2 separate regions of the Homo sapiens genome follow, and region 2 is linked to region 1. Evidence: read pairs that join two places in POLR2A ChIA-PET (ENCODE). Cell type or tissue: MCF 10A. All regions are shown on one strand. Links, peaks and the distances in the headings refer to the core of each region. The heading gives the core; the rest is flanking DNA.

What was found. Peaks named below come from ENCODE experiments on the same cell type or tissue, not always from the same donor. Only the 100,000 strongest peaks of a DNase experiment are listed, where the experiment ranks them.
Region 2: POLR2A ChIA-PET joins it to region 1 with 5 read pairs; 3 of 35 experiments call an interaction of 5 or more read pairs at or near these places.

Annotation. Positions count from the first base shown.
Region 1 is chr1:228,858,966-228,863,359 of GRCh38, reverse strand. No RefSeq gene overlaps it. Among named protein-coding and RNA genes, the nearest start is that of RHOU, 130 kb to the right of the region's middle. In MCF 10A, for the core only: no CTCF peak of the experiment used is centred there; a DNase peak (open chromatin) is centred at 1,999.
Region 2 is chr1:228,800,323-228,804,716 of GRCh38, reverse strand. No RefSeq gene overlaps it. Among named protein-coding and RNA genes, the nearest start is that of RHOU, 67 kb to the right of the region's middle. In MCF 10A, for the core only: no CTCF peak of the experiment used is centred there; no DNase peak of the experiment used is centred there.

The DNA of each region.
Region 1 (4,394 bases), core at 284-4,283:
GCAGGTCTTACTGAAAATTAAAGTCCCAGCTCTTGCATAATGCTGGGCACACAGCTGGAGTCCTGAAGAATTTGCTGGATAGAGGAATGAATAAACGTAGCCCTTAAGCAGTGAGTTCCTGTCTCTCTCCTTCCTTAGTAAATCAGGTCATTGGGAGCATTTATCTTTGTGTCTCTGGTGCCCGTGCAGAAGCTGGCCCTTCACAGGCAGGCAAAGGTGTGTTTCACTCACTTGTTCTGACTATTCCTGAATTTGGATAACTCGTAGTCCCATGTCTCTCTGAGATTCTAACAGGACCCAGGGACAACCTATGGGAAGACAGGGGTAGTGTGGGAGTGGGGTTTCTTGGAAGCCCACCTTGCTGGGATGAGTGACTCAGGTTCTCCCAACTTTGAAGTTCAGGGCCCAGCTGCAGGCGGCCCCCATCCCGCCCTGCGCTAGAGGGCGTGTGTTGGGTGGAGGGGGCACACATGCCAAGGAGGGGCGGTGAACATTGGGTGCTTGGGAGATGGAAGGGTCAGCACAGTGCAGACATAAAAAACCAAATGGCAGAGCCCAGGAGAGAGCATTTGGTGGCAGGTGACACTCACGAGGATCAGAGTCTCAGCCCACTTGGCTCAGGTGCTCCGACCAGCCCCTCTGCTGACCCTGGCTCCGAGCCCTGTGACCTGGCAGTGACTTTCCTCTTCTTAGAAAAAGGAGGAGGGTGGCTAATTGAAAACAAACCAACTGCTTCTCCTCTTTCCTCAGCCCTCAGGAAAAGCATGTAATCATCTCCAGGATTTAGAGATCTTTTTCTTCTAAAGTCAAGGGAAACTTGTTGTTCACTCCAGCCATCTTATTGCTCCTGAATTGTGTGGTCTGAATCCTTGTCTGCTGGAAGCTTTGGACAACACACTGATCAGAGCACTAAGTTTGGAGTCCAAGCCGTGGTTCCCTGTGCCTCAGTTCTCCCACCCAGAAAGCAGTTGATCCCTTGGTCCAAGTGGCAATGATGCCCAACAGAACTTTCTGTGGTGCTATCCAGTATGAAAACACTCGCCACATGTGACTTTGCAGGATGGCTAGTGCAACAGAGGACCTAATCTTTAATTAAATTGACTCATTAATATTTGACTAACTGGACTGCACAGCTGTAAGGTTGAACCTGCTCTGACGTTACATCCCATTCCCACAAGCACACCCTTTGTCTCTCTAATTCTCATAGCCACTTTCTCCACAGAGGGATAACTTGGATTATATAGTCTATGTGAAGCCTTTAAATATGGGACATGGGTCAGAAAGGGCAGAATGCAGTGTCAGAAAGACAGCTTTCTTTGAAAGTAAAAGACAAAACTGAAAATGATGCACTGGGGAGGAGAGCCTTCCGCCCACCCCCTCTTCCCTTTCGTAATCCTGCAGAGACCACACGGTGTTGCAAATCAAAGTCTGCTCTCTGGCCAGATGCAGATAGGAGCAAAACTTTCATCTCTTTTCTTGCTTCTACATAGTGCTCCTTTTTGAACCTAACACCCTCCCAGCCTGCCCCTTGGATCTGTTCTAATAGCAGTGATTGGAGCTGTTGTGCTAGGACAGGTGGCTCCATGAGACAGGAGCTACCACGGTGCAGTGAGGACACCTGGGAGCGCCCAGAGCTCCGGGACACATAGGCTGAGAGCTGTGCTCTGGTGCCCATCATCCCTGCAGGCACTGCCGGCTCGGTCCCACCCAGCCCACCCCAGGGCTGCACAGGGTCCCTGTCCTGGGACACTGGTTTTCTACCCTCAGGCATGTTTGCTGATTCTCCCAGACCCTGGCCAGTATTTTTCTCCCAAAAGCCTTCCTGGCATACCCAGCTGGCACTGCCCTCTCCTTTCTTGGACCCTGCTGTGCAGCAACGTTTCAGAGTCATTCTGCACCTTCAGTTCTGCACTAGAGTCATTCTCCAAATATTTCTGTGCTATCTCAGCTAGATCAGAGCCTCCCTATAAGCAGAGGTTGAGTCATCTATTTCTTTTTTATCCACTTGTGGCACCAAGCTCAGACTTTGCTCTGCACTACTTACTCACCCAGTGCTTACTGACTGATTTATTGACCCAGAACCATGGCGAGAATGCAGTCAAGCTATTACCGTGAACTTCACAATGCAGGCACGTGAGCTAAGGTGACAGGGGTTGAACCCAGATTGCTCGCTGGGGCTTTTGTTCTTGCTCTGACTCTACTACCAGCTCAGGTATCAGAACACGCTACCCTATTCCCAGGGGCCCCTGTTTGGTTCAGACCGCACAGTCCCTGCTTTGCAGGGCTTCAGGGACCACACCAAGGAAGGCCACTGTGAACATCATAAATGGCACGCTGAATGGCACTCATTGTTAGTATAAAGTGCAGGTACGTTCTGTACAGTGAGATTAGACGGGTTACTCAGAGCCAGCAGCCGGGACACACCTGTTCTTTTTCTCTGCATCAAAAATCCCTCTTTTCTCTGCACACATTTCTTCTCTCCCAATTTCCACGAGGTGGCTAAGGGCCTTCCTGGACATTTCTTAGACTTCTTAGAAACTCATCTAGAAACTCCCTGATGGGTTTCTAAAATTATAAATTCACTGGCACTCAGCAAATCTACATTTTACATAAGAGAAAGTCAGCCTAGAATAAAAACTTGCCTTTTAAAAGCCAGCTTTTCTGCCACCACTTCCATCCCTCTAGACTGCTGTCTCTTGCCATAGATTCTCCCTCTGGACCCTTCTGGATGTCTGCCTCACCATGGAGCAGCCCTTGGACCCTCAGGCTGACTGAATGACTCATACCTGGGTCAGCCCTCTTAGAGGGACTGCTCCATGCCACTGCATAAACAGAAGAAAAGGTCGGGCGTGGTGGCTCACACCTGTAATCCCAGCACTTTGGGAGGCTGAGGTGGGTGGATCACGAGGTCAGGAGTTCAAGACCAGATTGGCCAACATGGTGAAACCTCATCTCTACTAAAAATACAAAAATCAGCCAGGTGTAGTGGCATGTGCCTATAATCTCAGCTACTCAGGAGGCTGAGGCAGGAGAATCGCTTGAACCTGGGAGGCAGAGGTTGCAGTGAGCTGACATCGTACCATTGCACTCTAGCCCAGGGGACATAATGAGACTCTGTCCCACACCCCACCCCACCCCCCAAAAAAACCCAAAAAGCAAAAAACAAACAAACAAACAAACAAAAAACAGAAGAAAACACCACAGTGGAAAGGCCTGTGAAAGGAAAATAAAATCTCGGGACTCCAAACTCACTATGCCAAAGGGAAAAGTTAAGCTTGGAAACTGAGTCATGCAAAAACTCCCTTCCTTTTGTTCCAAGACAGCTGTAATTTCGCAGGCTGACTTTCTCTTATGTAAAATGTAGATTTGCTGAGTGCCAGACTAATGCTTAATTGACTCCTCCGCTTTCTTTTCAGGTGTAAAATGTAGATTCACAGAGCCTCACAAGAATTGTAACCACTTGTCTCATTGCCTACCCTCCCTCCTTTTATTTTTCCTTTTTCTTCCCCTCCTGATTGCTCTTTCCCCTTTAAACACTGAGGTTCCCAAAACTCTATCTGGAAAAAGCATAGGATACAGATTCTACTGTGATTTATGTTTCTTTTTCTCTGGTGCCTCCTCAACCTTGGCAAAATAAGCCTCGAAATCAATTGAGATCTGTCTCAGTCACTGTGGTTTACAGACCCAACTCCTGCACTTAGGTAGTCAGGAGAGCCGACAGCACAGATTAGGGGCCTCCTTAGCTGATTTCGGTGACCACACCCATACCAATTCTCTGACTCCAACACAGCCTGGTTCGCAAGACTTCATTATCCTGTTGCAGACTTCTCAGCCACAATTGACACAGGCCAATGGGGCCTAAAGTTCTCCTTAGTTTTTCTGAAAGTATTAAGAAAGTTTGTGTAGAAAGGTAATGCACACAATTTCTGCATTTCTGCCCTGCAGTAAGGCTCAGAGCTTATGATGTTTAATTGTATGTGTCAACTTGACTGGGATAAGGGATGTCCAAAGAGCTGGTGAAACATTATTTCTAGGTGTGTCTGTAAAGGGTTTCCAGAAGAGACAGCATTTGAATCAGCCAGAGCAAAGAAGATCTCTCTCTCTCCATGTGGGAAGGCATCATCCAATCCAATGAGGGTCCATATGGAACAAGAAGGTGGAGGAAGGGTGAATTCTTTCTCTTCTGAAGCTGGGATGTCCATCTTCTATGGTATTCAGACATTGGAGCCCCTGGTTGTCCCTCAAACTCCCCTCAGGCCTTCAGCCTCCAGTTAGAGCTACACCATCAGCTCCCCTCGTTCTTAGGCATTTGAACTTGGACTGAATTACACTACTGGCTTTCCTGGTTCTCCAGCTTGCATACCGTGGGACTTCTCAGGCTCTATAACTGTGTG
Region 2 (4,394 bases), core at 92-4,091, 58 kb after region 1:
ACTTGGGCACCCACAGTGGCTACTAGGGTGAAGAATGAGAGGGGTGAAGAAGAGGAAGAAAAGAGGGAGGAAGGGGGGTGTCTGCTAGCAATGTGACCTTGCATCTGGCCAGGTAGGACTGTGCTAGACCCTAAGGAGGAAGGAGAGAAGGCAGCCTGTGTAGCCCCAGCTGTGGGCAAAGCACAGGGTACCTCAACACCTTTCCACCCTCCACTGCTCTCCTTACCCCCAAATCTCAGTCGCCATGTTTCTAGACTCTGATTGAGGGTAGTTATCTTTACTTCAGCTTACTTTATGTTAAGATGAAATATTTGATATACACAATGGAATATTATTCAGCCATTAAAAAGAACAGAATCCTGTCATTTGCAGCAACATGAATGGAACTGAAGGTCATTATTTAAGTGAAATAAGCCAGGAACAGAAAGACAAATATCACATGTTTCTCTCTCTTATGTGAAATCTAAAAAAGTGAACTTCATGGAGATTAAGAGTAGAATGGTGGTTACCAGAAGCTGGGAAGGGAAGAAGGGAGGGGAGGATGAAGAGAACTTGGTTAACAGGTAAAAACACACAGTTAAATAGAGGGAATGAGTTCTAGTATTCAATAGTACAGTAGGGAAATTATAGTTTACCATGATTTATGGTATATTTCAAAATAGCTAAAAGAGAATTATAATGTTTCCAACACAAAGAAAAGATAAATGTTTGAAGTGATGGATATCTCAGTCACCCTGATTTCATCATTACACGTTGTATACATGTATCAAAATATCACATGCTTCCCCTCAAATATGTACAACTATGATAGGTTAATTTTTAAAAATATAAAAAATGTATATTAACTATTGGAGGAGGCCCTAAGGTCTGCCTCTCTCAGCTCATAAAAGGGAGTGAGCATCCTGGGGGCGGTGGCTGGGAACCGCATCAAGGAGGAGGCAGGAGAAAGCTGCTTTCTTCCAGGCATAAAGGACCTTGCGTTTTCCTGTGTCAAAACACTGCTCTGCTTTTGGAAAGGAACCAAGTTCTGAAGACCTCTGTACCTGAGGACAAGTTGTGAAAGAAAAGGCAAGCCATGGATGGTTAAGGTGCTGTGTGTTAAACTGCCATCTCCTAACACCAGGTCCAGCAGCCGCAGCCAGACCGCCAGGAGGAAGGGTGTCCTCTGTGAGGGCCTGGATGGTCCCCCATGCTGCCAGGACCACACTTTGGGTCGCTGTGCCCTGCTAAGTAGGTCTATGCAAAACTATCCCCAAAGTCCAAAGAAGCTGAAAAGTTGAAAACAGAGGCTGACAAATCTAGTTTCTCAGAAAGAAACACTTAATAGGGACTTTACGAACAGAGGCCACATCTCAGGCAGCCACAAGACAAGATGGTGGATCCCTGCTCAGTTACCCCTACGACCCAGGGCTATGTACCATATAGAATTTGTCTAAGGGCAGGATGTATGGGAAATGTGTGTTTACAATAACATCAAGGTTGTTTTGACATAAGGGCAGGAGTTAAGGTAAGTACATGAAAGTAAAAATCTCAGAGGCCTTCCCTGAACTGGGGTTAATCAGGAGTCAACATGGCGGATGAGCATCCAAGATGGAGCTGCTTTTGTCTCCATGAGGCTGTGCCTGGCACCTGCTGAGGCCTTAACACAGATTTGTGGAGAACAAGGCAGAACTAGAGAGTGAAAGGTGGTGCAAGATAAAAATACACATCGCTTCTCCTCCCCAGAAAGCAGTTGCTTCATCTCCTTAATTCCTCCCAAGAGAGCATAAATTAGCTTGTAGTTTTAATCGCCTTGTATTCACTGTAACTCAGCAATAGAAAGCTCTGTTTGGTGGGAGCAGGGAAGCAAGGTCTCCATCCTTATCGGAGAGTGGCCTAGTTTCAAAAACAGGGGATCCCACAAGATCTTGGCACACACGGACGTGCAAAAAACACAGTTCAAAGTGTTCTTTGCTGTGTGGATGCGAGGGTTAGAGACAAAGCGAGGCTGCTTTGGCTGCCGCAGTGATGATAACCCCATGTACCAAAGTCTCCAGCTCTGATAGAGGAAGAAAGCTTCAAAGCTGTTTCTTGACAAGATTCTCTTGGCAAGATTCTCTTGGCAAGAAACAGAGCTGTGTTTCTCAATCGACTTTAATTCCTCTGAGCAGGCGAAGCCTGACCCTTGGTTTGCTAGTTCCATGTCAGATAGGAAGTGCTTATTCCACTTCAAAGCCAGAGGCACAAAATCCTATCTGGGGGAATAAACTGGTCAAGTGGCTCACTGCTGTGCCCTGAGGGCAGCTGCCTTGGCCTCAGCCCAAGGCCCAAAGGCTGGTAGGGGGTTGTGAGAGTGTGTGATAGCTTTTTTCCCCTCCAAATATTAAGGTTCATCCTTCATCAGAAGACATAATGTTTATTCATATAACTAAACAAAATATCACATTTTGAGAATGATTCCCAAGTTGGTATAAGGAAACTAATGTTCTTTGTTCAATCAAATCTGAAGTTTTCCTTTATTGTACATGAAACAATGAGTTCGAGGCTCCATTAATGTCTAAGGGCCATTGGCTTACTCCATCCAGCCCAGTCCATTACACTGAGTTCTGGTTGAATGCTTTTCTCTGAATTTGACACAATCTCAAATGGAGCTCTAGGCGGCTATTTACGCACCAGGATGCAGTCCCCCACCAGACATTATTAACTGCCAGTGCCTGGATCTTCCCACTTCCCAGCCTCCAGAACAGTGAGCAATAAATGTTTCTTATTTAAGCCACCCATTTTATGTTAGTTTGTTATAGCAGCCTGAGCTGACTAAGACAAGACATAATAATAGTATCTACATATAGAGTTATGGAGACAGTTAAATAGATTAATATTGTACACATAACTCAAGTGACACTGAGTCTTCTCCTTTCAACTAGTCTGAGCAGGTTATCACAAAGAACACACACACACAAGATAAAGGAGAAAAGGAGGCTACTTCCTTAAAATCTTCTTTAACCTAAATTTCCTCTCTCTTCAACAACTGCCCCATCTCTTTCCACAGCCCTCTTTGCCAACCTCCCCTTTTGCCACCAGTGAAAAATAGACTAAAGAGGTACAGGAGTTGATGTGGGCTGACTGCAACCTGTTAATCCAGAAGAAGTGGTTTGTTGGGATGGACTGAGGTGTGGAAGGTATAGATAAAAAGAAGTGGACCAATTTTAAAGATATAAAGGATGTAAAACTGATTAAACTGGTGACTGGGAATGGGGTCAAATATACGGTCAATCTTCCTTATTTGTGGATTCCATATTTGCAAATTTACCTACTCACTACAATTTGTTTGTAACCCTAAAATTAATACTCATGGTGCTTTCATGGTCATTTGCAGAAATGCACAGAGCCCTGAAAAATTTGAGTTGCTCAATGCACACATTCCTAGCTGAGGTGGAACAAGGTGGCACCCTGCCTGCTTGTTTCAGCTGTCACACTGCATCAAGTATCCTTTTCAAGGTCTATTTAGTTACACAATACATCTTTTGCCTTTTTGTGCTTTTTATTGGTGATTTTGCTGTTTTAAATGGCCTCTCAGAACAGAGCTGAAATGCTGCCTTTTGTTCAGAGCTGCAGAAAGGCTATGATTTCTCTATGAAGAAAATACCAGTGTTAAGCTTTGTTCAGGTGTTGATTATAGTGCAGTGAGTTCAGTGTTAATGAATCAACAATGTGTATTGAATAAGGTATCTTTAGACAGAAACAAATACACAGCAAGGTTATGTATTGATCAGTTGATAAAATTGTGATTAGTTGCACACAGGAACTTAACCCTTTATTTCCTCTAGGAGCAATGGTTTGGTATTCACTAATTCAGTGTTCATGGTGACTTTATAGAACATAACTACTGTGAATAAGGTGAATCAACATAACTTCCAACCAGTGTTCTGGCTTGAACAACTGGGTGGATATGGGTGTCATTTGCTGAGCCAGGGCTCACTAGGGGAGGACAAAGTTATTATGCAGGAAGACATGATAAAATCCTGGAATTTTCCCTGGGACTCCTGGACTTTATTTCGGTATCATAAACACCTTTGTAGCTGGAAAAGTCCCATCTTCTTCTGTGATGTTACCTGGATGATGTAAATCAAGAGCTACATTCAAGATACAGTTGCCCCCCCACTCAACTAATTTATGGAGAATACATTCCAAGACCCCAAGTGAATGCCCAAAACCTCGGATAGTACCAAACCCTATATACTACATATATATGATAAAATTTAATTTATAAATTAGGCACTGTAAGAGATTGGCAACAAGAAGAAGAGGAACAATTATGACAATACACTGTAACAAAAGTTGTGTGAATGTGTTCTCTCTCTCTCTTTCGAAATATCTCATTATATTTTGCTCGTCTATTTTTGGACCAAGGTTGA